2 separate regions of the Homo sapiens genome follow, and region 2 is linked to region 1. A link is a contact called in ENCODE Hi-C or POLR2A ChIA-PET data. All regions are on one chromosome and are shown on one strand. Each heading gives the region's core, a stretch centred on a gene start or an enhancer-like site at or near the end of the contact. The rest is flanking DNA. Distances are from core to core; before and after follow the strand shown.

Region 1 (5,200 bases), core at 2,248-4,747:
TTAGGACAGAAACATGTTTTGTCTTTGTGTTCTTTGCGTTGCCGAATACCATACTTTGTACCTATTTGGTGCTTGAAAAAATTGTCATTGAACTGAAATTTTAGGATGATATTATGAAATACTTTGATGAGGCTGGGTGCAGTGGCTCACACTTGTAATCCCAGCACTTTGGGAGGCCGAGGCAGGTGGATCACCTGAAGTCAGGAGTTTGAGACCAGACTGGCCAACATGGTGAAACCCTGTCTCTACTAAAAATACAAAAATTAGCCAAGCGTAGTGGCAGGCACCTGTAATCCCAGCTACTCGGAAGGCTGAGGCAGGAGAATCGCTTGAACCCGGGAGGCGGAGGTTGCAGTGAGCCGAGATCACACCACTGCACTCCAGCCTGGGAGACAAAAAGCGAAAAAATAAAATAAAATAAAATAAGAAAGAAATAATTTGATGAAATAAAACCGTCATTTTCTGGGGAAGGGAGCCTTTAAAGGTACCAGTTTAGAACTTTTTTTCTGATGATTCTGAAATTAGAATTATAGTTGCTTACTGAAACATGTTAGGAATGATTGCTCGTTTATCTTTTTTTTTTTAATTATACTTTAAGTTCTGGGATACATGTGCAGAATGTGCAGGTTTGTTACACAGGTATACATGTGCCATGGTGGTTTGCTGTACCCATCAACCCGTCATCTACATTAGGTATTTCTCCTAATGCTCTGCCTCCCCTTGCCCCCCACTCCCCAACAGGCCCCGGTGTGTGATGTTCCCCTCCCTGTGTCCATGTGTTCTCATTGTTGAACTCCCGCTTATGAGAGAGAACATGCAGTGTTTGGTTTTCTGTTCCTGTGTTAGTTTGCTGAGAATGACCATTTATCTTTTAAAGATAAAATAATCTTAGACTGCAACTCTAGACATCTCAGAGTAGGATTCAGGCCTGCTGTAGTTGTGGTGGTGAAGTGGAGAAGTTGCATGTTTCATTGGCTTTCTTTTGTGAAAATTGATTTTCATTTTATTTTGACAGAAGAGGCCCTAAAAATCTTCTTTTTCCCCAGGTAAGAGGCTACAGTTTCTTTGCCTCTGGCCCTCTCTAGAGCTGTCAGTGCCCTGTGAACATTGGCCTGATTTAGACAATGAGGCTTTCTCTGTGTCTTTGAGAAAGCCATCTTTGTGCTGTGCACAGCACTGTTACTTTCATTCTTGATTACAAAATGTTTCCTCAATGAATTTCTTTTTTCTTCCTGCTTTGTCTACCTCTACTCTCTCCCCTAAAATCTTTTGTTACTGAGACTGAATTGTGTGAAAGCAAACCTGGGTAAGAGATAGGTAGTGCCACAGCTAGGCTTCCTGCTGTCTGCACAAGGGAACCTTTGGTGCTGTCCAGGTACCTTCCACCTCCAGCTTCCCAACCTTCTGTGGATCATTTTTCAATTTTTTCACACCAAAGCACTGAGATAATTTGGATGTGGGGAACGTGGCAGGGTTTCTGACATGGAAGACCCTGAAAGGAGTAGGAAGTATGTGCCGTGGCCTCCCGCTGTCTTTTCTATTGAGAAAGGGGTGGGCAAGTAGTGGGTGGTAGCTGCAGCTGTGGGCAAGGCCCATTCTTGGCCTTTTTTTTACTAGGCTGTAGGCTGGTTTTTATTGAGTGGCTGGTATGCAAATAAAAGATGAGAAATGTAATTGTCTTCTGAAGAGAACAAAGAGAAATTTAATTGTCTCTCGTTAACATCACACCACAGGCATTTTCTATCAGCATACTCGAGATACTGTGTGGTGTGGTTCTAATTAACTTTGAAGAGCCAGAGCTCAACTCAACCTGAGGAAACCACTTTTGCCAAAAGATACCACTACACAAGGGACCCATCAGAGCTCTTGCAATATCAAAAGATAAACAGCAGGGAAAGAATTTGGGGAAGGATCCTATGGTTGGTTTGAGATGTGCGTCTTATCTGCAAAAACCCAAATAAAAGTGAAAGACCAGCTCTGCTTTTATTAGCTTAAGTGTTTTGTGTTAAAATCTCTTTTGGCCTAACTTTTCTTTATTGACAAGAGAACAAATAGTAGAATATCCTTTGTAGATCGGAAGTATAGAAATTACTGAGAATACTGGGAAATGCTTCACAGATGTTCCTGAAACTACAGCCAGATTGAGTGAATTCTTGTCCCTTTCTGAGTTGGGAGGTTGGGAGATTATTGTCTCACGTACTGTGATATTATAACTGTGTTCTACCCCAGACTATATGTGTTCACCATCTCTCTCATTGAGATTCTGGTTTAACCCTATTATATCCTTAACTTTGATGGCCATTAGAATAGGAAAGAATGTTTACGCAAGACTTTAGAGAGAGCCATAGTTTGATATTTCCTTTATAAAGCTTCCTGATACTGTGTTTAGTATTTACTTTCTTTAAATGTATCTTCTTAAAAGTACAGGTAGTGTGGTAGAGTTCAAAATTAACTTCCAGTTAAATCCAGTCATAGTTTTGGTGGATTTTTTTTGCCAAGCACCGCATTTTTCTTAGTATTGTCATATATTGACTGACACTAGTCAATTGCAACTAGTGACTGGTCATGATAGATATTGATAGACATCTCATAACTGTCATGGCTGAAGGGGAGTTGCCCCTAGTTGATCATTCAACAACATGAAGAGCCCTGTGTTTTTTTCTTTTTTTTAGAGACAGGATTTCACTCTGTCATTTAGGCTGGAGTGCAGTGGCGCAATCATGGCTCACTGCAGCCTCAACTTCCCAGGCTCAGGTGATTCTCCCACCTCAGCTTCCCAAGTAGCTGGGACTACAGGTGTGTCCCACCATGCCCAGCTCATTTTATTTAATTTTTTAAGAGAGGGAGTCTCTCTATGTTGCCTGGGCTGGTCTTGAACTCCTGGGCTCAAGCAGTCCTCCTGCCTCAGCATCCCAAAGCGCTGGGATTACAGTCATGAGCCACAGTGCCTGGCCTAAAAGCCCCATCTTCCTACACAGTGCGTTGTAGTCTTTCCTCCTGAATTGATGTAGAGGCATCCTTGATGTATAACAAGCAGAGCATGCTGAACTAGTTCGCAGCAAAAAACAAACAACGAAAACTTGATATCCAGGTTGTTCTTGGATAGGTCACCATGTTTATCATTTTTAAACATCCGGGGTTGTGAGATAAAGTTGTTAAGGGAGGGATTGCACCAGCACATTTTTCTGTTTCAGTTCATGTTCATCTGACTCATATTTATTCTAGTCTAACCTCATTTTGCGTGAAAATTTTTGTACTAGAAAATGTCACTTTCAATTAGGGGAGGGGAAATTCTGATTGGGGATCAGAAGAGTCAAGATGTATTAGTGATAATTTGGCATCACTTTTGATTCAAGGTAAAAACACAGAATCCCTAAAAATGTAGTAAAGTAAAAAGTGATTCATATAACTAGATAGGGGAAAGGAAATGTCACTGCTGAGCTTTACTGTGGGAAGAGGGGGAGGTGAAGGAAATTATTACAAAATTTTTGTACGTGATGAGGAGACAGCCTCTGGACTTCCCCAAATATTTCCGTATTCCCTAAAACAGCTCTAGTGAATTGCTTCATGATTGGTGTATGAATAGAAAGACACTAGAACTCTTAAACTTGATCTTGAAAGGCCCGTCTTTGTATATAATCATCCACAGATGTCCGTATGTGATTATATATTCCCATAGTGAGGCAATGATAAATGTAAATGAGAACCATGATATAATTTTGCCTTGCTTGCATGCACATTTTCAGAATAGAATTAAAAGCACATGCCACTGTCAGTAGTTAACTATGAGGTTTGTCTTAGTTTTTTATAAGGCTTTGGCAGAGGCCTAAAGCATGTTTTAGTGTCTAAGTCTTCCCTCCCTCCCTCTCTTCCTCCCTTCTTTCCTCCCTTCCTTCCCTCTTTGGAATCAAAAAGGAACTCTCTAGGTTCTGACTATTCTCTTTTCAGAACTAGGGACAATTTCAGCTTGTACACAGATTAATTTTCATTTTTTGGCTTCTCTGCTGGTACCTGAAATTGTAACTAAGTTATTACTAGATAATTCCTTTCTGACTTCTTCCTTCAAATAAAATCTGATAAGGACAAATGTCTTCTAGGTACTATTTCAGGTGGATATGTTTGGAGGGGGACGTGGGGCAAAGCAGAGGATAGGCTAGGGGTGCTGTTATAATGTAACTTAGGTCAGTTGATTGGTGCTTAGTAAATCATGGTTTTCTGTATAGTGCCAAATGCTCAGAAAATCTGTACTGGATAAAGAATTTCTTGTTCAAGTCTATTTAGTTACTGTACTTATGCCTAAAACTGGAATGTGCTCCTCTTTTAAATTCAGTAGGCTGTGCATTTATGACTATAGATGATACCACTTTCATTTTTAAAATAATGATAAAAGCTTAAGTTGTAAATTTAAGTTGTAATATGGACACTTAAAAAAAAACCCAAAACAAAACAATCTTCCTTCTGGTTATGGGGAATTCCTACATGAGTTCTTTCCAACTGCTTTTGTTTATATGAGTGTTGAAACTTAAAATGAGTAAATTCTGTCTTCCAAATAATTTTCTACATTTTCCATTTATTTCCATCGCTTATATCTGCTCTCAAGAACAAAACAAAAGTGGTTTCCAGGCCAGGCGCGGTGGCTCACGCCTGTAATCCCAGCACTTTGGGAGGCAGAGGCGGGCAGATCACGAGGTCAGGAGTTCGAGACCAGCCTGGGCAACATGGTGAAACCCCTACTCTAATAAAAATACAAAAATTAGCTGGGCGTTGTGGCATGTGTCTGTAATCCCAGCTACTCGGGAGGCTGAGGCAGGAGAATTGCTTGAACCTGGGAGGTGGAGGTTGTGGTGAGCCAAGATTGTGCCACTGCACTCCAGCCTGGGTGACAGAGCGAGACTCTGTCTCAGGGGAAAAAAAAAAGTGGTTTCGTTTGCTATACCAACGTGTAAAATGTAGAAATTTCCAGTGTTTAAAAATTCTGATTGGCTATTCCTTTCAAGGTATTACAGTGTGGGAGGTAAAGGATCTAATGTAGTTATCTAGGAGTTTAAGTTTGAAAAAGAATTCAACAGTGTTGAATTCCTTGGAAATGGGTACGCTCAGTTTCTTTCTTTTTTTTTTTTTTTTTTTTTTTGAGACGGAGTCTCACTCTGCTACCCATGCTGGAGTGCAGGGCCATGATCTCGGCTCACTGTAGCCTCCG
Region 2 (5,234 bases), core at 2,440-4,939, 44 kb after region 1:
TGCCCAGGCTGGAGTGCAATGGCACGATCTCGGCTCACTGCAACCTCCACCTCCTGGGTTCAAGCGATTCTCCTGCCTCAGCCTCCCTAGTAGCTGGGATTATAGGCATGCATCACCATGCTCAGCTAATTTTGTATTTTTAATAGAGATGGGGTTTCCCCATGTTGGCCGGGCTGGTCTCAAACTCCTGATCTCAGGTGATCCACCTGCCTCGGCCTCCCAAAGTGCTGGGATTACAGGCGTGAGCCACCATGCCCGGGCTGACCTTTATAAAATAAAATTATTTACATGGAAACAATTGTAAATTGCCTTTACAGCGTGTAGCCAAAGTGAAGCATTTGTATTTGAGGCTGGAAGAAGGGAGGATAGAGGAGTTGTTTGTCATTTAAACAATAATGTATGTTTTTCTGGTTGCAAAAAGGATACATATACTACAGGAAACTTTGAAAATCCCAAGAAATCATCTAAAATCCCACTACTCTGAGAGATATATTCTGTTAACGTTTTATTTCATGTATTCTTTGTCTATGTGTATATGTGTGTTTTATATGATTTATATTTATTTATATTTTATGTTTACTTACAAAGTTGGAAGCCAGACCTGGAAGGACTTCCCCTACCATACTAAGGAAATTTAATTTAATTTTGAGTATAAAGGAGAGGTGCTAAAGGATTTTGATCAATGAAGTGATAGTTCTAGTACCCTTACGGAAAGTGGATTAGAGGAGGCTAAGAATGAAAGCAGGGAAGCTGGATGTGGTGGCTCATGCCCGTAATCTCAGCAGCTCGGGAGGCGGAGGTGGGAGGACTGCTTGAGTTCAGGAGTTTGAGGCCAGTCTGGGCAACATAGCGAGACCTCATCTCTAAAAAAAAGAAAGAAAGAAAGAAAAAAAAGAATGAAATTAATCAGGGAAATCAATTAAAGATGATGGGAATCCAGGTAAAGACTAATTTGTGAGAATCTGAATAAGGCCATGTGTGTGGTAGGTAAGATTCTGGAATATTTAGGACATTGAGTCTCCAGGACTTAGTGACTGATTGGCTATAGAGAAGATAACTCCCACATGTGTGCTTGGGCTGGCTGACTGGGTTGTATTACTTTCACCAAAATGGTAATACAAGGACAAATAGAAGATTCAGAGGAGACAAGACAATCTTGTTTTACTTTGTTGAGTTTGCCGTGATCACAAGGGGATATCTATTGGCCAATGTCCAGACAGTGGTCTCTTGAGTACCCCAGCCTAGCCCTTCAGCCTCAGCTTGTGCCCTCCGCCCATTAGATCTGTGCAGCCTTGCCAAGCTGACTTTCTTTCACTCAATCCAGCGGTCTCTGGTTCAACATCAGCAAGAGATTTACAATGTTTCTGCTATTTGCCAGGTACCTGGGCTTCCCCTCTTCACCGCAGCTCCTAGCCCTTTGCCTAGTTTAAGTCTACTAAGTTCCCAGGCTTTGGCTTTAATGTCATTTCCTCAGGGAAGCCTCCCCTGCCCACTCCAGCCCCTCAACCAGATTGAATTACACCCCTAGCATATGAGCTCCCCATGCATCTTCATAGCAGTTGTCAAAATTATAATTAGTTGTATAGATATTGGTTTATTGTCTGTTGTCTTTGTTAGCCATCTACAAGAGGAAGAGACCTTTTCTATCTTGTTCACTGCTAGTAGGATCTAGTATAGTATCAGGCACACAGTAGGTGCTCACTAAATATTTATGTAGTAGATGGACAGGTGAGTAGTTCTAGCACTTAGTACAGAAGTGTGGTCTGGGGATATAGATTTTGCAGTAGCATACAGGTGTTAGTTTAAACATTTGGAAGGTAAACCTTTTAGAAATACCAGACATGGGCTGGGCGCGGTGGCTCACACCTGTAATCCCAGCACTTTAGGAGGCCAAGTCGGGCGGATCACGAGGTCAGGAGATCGAAACCATCCTGGCTAATATGGTGAAACCCTGTCTGTACTAAAAATACAAAAAATTAGCTGTGTGTGGTGGCGGGCGCCTGTAGTCCCAGCTACTCGGGAGGCTGAGGCAGGAGAATGGCGTGAACCCGGGAGGTGGAGCTTGCAGTGAGTGGAGATCATGCCACTGCACTCCAGCCTGGGTGACAGAGCGAGACTGTGTCTCAAAAAAAGAAATACCAGACATGGAGTCTTTAAAAATATGATGAGAATGCCTTTCATTAAACCAGTATAACAAATGCATTGGATTTTAAGTGTCTGTGATGTACTTAGATAAATAGTGACAACCTATTTTTTGATCAACCTACATAAAAAATAATTTTAAAGCAGTGTGGTCTCAATCTTAGTAGAAGAGTAGAAAGCAAGATAGTTTCTACTTGGAATAAACAAGTGCACAGTGGAAGTGATTAACTCTTACTCTCAATGTTATCGCTGTTTTGACTTAACACTCAGCTCCAATTGGGGCTGATTGTTATCATGTGAGGTCAGGTAGAAAGGGTGTATCACCTTTACCACGATCACTAATTCATTAAAGGTTAACAGTGAAAATGTTAAAAGGGTTTTTATTTACATGGTGAGACCAGTGGAATAAGTATTTATTGATTTTTGTTTCTCTGTACTTTTCAAATTTATTATGAACCCTTTTTAAAGGGAAAAAATGGACAAACAAAAGGTTTCTGGAGGGTAGGAGTACATTGACATTATATACTATAACTTTAAATATATAAAGTACTAAATAAAGATATTTTTCCCCCTTATAGGGCATTATGCTGGTCTATGACATCACAAATGAAAAATCCTTTGACAATATTAAAAATTGGATCAGAAACATTGAAGAGGTATGTGTGGAAAGAGAATGGTGACATTGGAGAAGAGTCCTGCTGGGTGCTTGTAAAAGGCTCCTCTGTCTGCAAGGCAGCTGAGCTGCTTAGAAGCAGGGCATGGGCAGGTTGGGCCCTCTCTCTCTGAAGAGCTCCATAAATCTCTGGTGCTGCCAGTCTGACTACTGGGGGTTAGGGGGACAGAGAAGTAACGTCACAAGATTTTAAGCTTGGGCCAGATATGGGAAATAATTTAATCCTAGATCACATTTTACACATGAATAACTGAGAACAGAAAGAAGTGATTTGCCTGTGCTCATACAGCCTTTAAAAAGAAGAGCCAGGATTAAAACATCTGGTTCCCAGCTTCTATCCCACCATGCTGTTTGGCTAGCAACAATTATCTCTTTACCTTGGCAACTTTTTGCCCTTCTGACATTTTCTCCATCTTAGATATTTGAAGATTGTTTTAATTCCAGGATAATTGGTATTAAGATTTTTTTAATGTCTTTGTCACTTAAGAAAGAAATCTGACTCTGAAATAATTTTGTACACGTTTCTATAAACTTAGATGAATTTCTTTTTAAAATAGTACAGAATCTAGAATACCATCTCCACTGGTTCACTCAGTACCAAGTTTTTGTCCTTCTTTGACCTGAATATTTGGAAATTTTGTCATTAGATCACCATAAGCTTTATTTGTGTTTGTTCCACCTTCTTTCCAAACCTCGGGAAGAAGGTTTGCACAGGCTCTGTGAGGGCTCTTGTACTGTAGCTTTGCCCCTCTTCCCATCTTTAAACTTTTCTCTGAATTAGGCCTTGTGTGAGTAAAAGATTATGTCTTATTAAATTCATGTGTTTCTGACAGGTTGGATTTGTCTATTAAGTAACGGGTTTTTCTCAGGCTGTTTTTATAGCATGCTATTTTCTCCCTGCAGCATGCCTCTTCCGATGTCGAAAGAATGATCCTGGGTAACAAATGTGATATGAATGACAAAAGACAAGTGTCAAAAGAAAGAGGGGAGAAGGTAAATGTGAATGGAATGGATAAAGGTTGGAATCTACTCACATTAAGCATTTCTTTTCTTCATATTATTTAATTATTGATTTTTTTTAAAATCTGTGTTTTAATCCCTTTAAATTGGATATCAACAACAAAGAGATGTAATCCATACTTGAATGGTGTGAATTAGTATTCGAGATCCAGCTCTCTATACTGTGTGGTCATGACTCATTCCTAAAGAATTTGCTAATGTTTTCTGGGAGATACAAATTGGTCCTTTCTCAGATTCCTGCAGCTTAGAGTTCAGGCTGTTTCTTCCAGATCTGTGTGAAAATGCCCAGTTTTGAAGTTAAAGTAAACATTCTTTTTGAAAAAGAAGTTATAGGGATAGGTGAAGTTTCAACAGGAATCATTTTCCAATTCATTTTTTTCCCTAAGAATATTTTACTACACATTAGCGTTAGGTTTTATGGATAAATTCCTTGTAACTGATCAAGCTATGGATGTCATTTATATGTTGTTTATGGGCATGGGCATTTCTCTCTTTTGTGTCCTGTAAAGCAAAGGAATATTTTGTGTACATATTTACTTCTGTGACAGATTCTAAATTGACTTAGAAGCTTCACTTTTTAAGTCTTGGAATTTTGCTTTAGCCTTTAAAAAAATTATATATGCAAAATGCATTTTCTTTTCTTTTTTTTTTTTTTTGAGACAAAGTCTTGCTCTGTCTCCCAGGCTGGAGTGCAGTGGCGTAATCTCAGTTCACTGCAACCTCTGCCTCCTGGCTTCAAGCAATTCTCATGCCTCAGCCTCCAAGAAGGTGGGATTATAGGCATGTGCCACCACACACATATACCCGGCTAATTTTTGTATTTTTAGTAGAGACGCGGTTTTGCCGTGCTGGCCAGGCTGCTCTTGAACTCCCGGCCTCAAGCAATCCACCTGCCTCGGCCTCCCAAAGTGCTGGGATTACAGGTGTGAGGCACCATGCCCAGCCACATTTTGTTTTTCAATCTGACTGTGAACTTTTGCTGCAAACTTTTTTCCCCTAAAAACATTTACTTAATTTTAGCATTGTAAATGAACTAGGAACTTTTTGAGGAATATATAAGAGTTCGCAATTTGTCTCAATCAATAGAAATCAAAGCATGAATACTTTAGTATTTAAGTTTTTGTTCAATTCTGGACTCATTTATTAAAATTAATTAAGGCCTGGCGCAGTGGCTCATACCTGTCATCCCAGCACTTTGGGAGGCCGAGGTGGGTGGATCACGAGGTCAGGAGTTCGAGACCAGCCTGACCAACATGGTGAAACACTGTCTCTACTAAAAATACAAAAATTAGCCGGGCATGGTGGCGTGCGTGCGTCTGTAGTCCCAGCTACTCAGGAGGCTGAGGCAGGAGAATCACTTGAACCCAGGAGGCGGAGGTTGCAGTGAGCTGAGATAGTG

The links. Hi-C counts contacts between places; a loop is a spot of excess contacts on that map. ChIA-PET counts read pairs that join two places held with the same protein, here RNA polymerase II (POLR2A). Pooled maps may share reads with other maps.
Region 2: a loop to region 1 is called in a map of endothelial cell of hepatic sinusoid, with 2.3 times the contacts of the local background. The contact joins two enhancer-like sites. A Hi-C loop is called at or near these places in 13 of 168 maps with a recorded cell type or tissue (B cell, CD14-positive monocyte, CD4-positive, alpha-beta T cell and 8 more) and 4 of 50 pooled maps. POLR2A ChIA-PET finds 5 or more read pairs at or near these places in 14 of 52 experiments (AG04450, B cell, CD8-positive, alpha-beta memory T cell and 11 more).

Annotation. Positions count from the first base shown.
Region 1 is chr15:63,209,179-63,214,378 of GRCh38, forward strand. The region is part of intron 1 of RAB8B (RAB8B, member RAS oncogene family); the gene reads left to right. Among named protein-coding and RNA genes, the nearest start is that of RAB8B, 22 kb to the left of the region's middle. RefSeq lists an enhancer at 1,449-2,014. Within about 2 kb of position 3,498, at least 13 of the 41 ENCODE cell types and tissues checked have a DNase peak (open chromatin) inside an H3K27ac peak, as active enhancers do.
Region 2 is chr15:63,252,787-63,258,020 of GRCh38, forward strand. It overlaps RAB8B (RAB8B, member RAS oncogene family), which reads left to right. Exons shown (of 8, transcript NM_016530.3): 4 at 2,721-2,798; 5 at 3,719-3,808. Among named protein-coding and RNA genes, the nearest start is that of APH1B, 22 kb to the right of the region's middle. Within about 2 kb of position 3,690, at least 2 of the 41 ENCODE cell types and tissues checked have a DNase peak (open chromatin) inside an H3K27ac peak, as active enhancers do.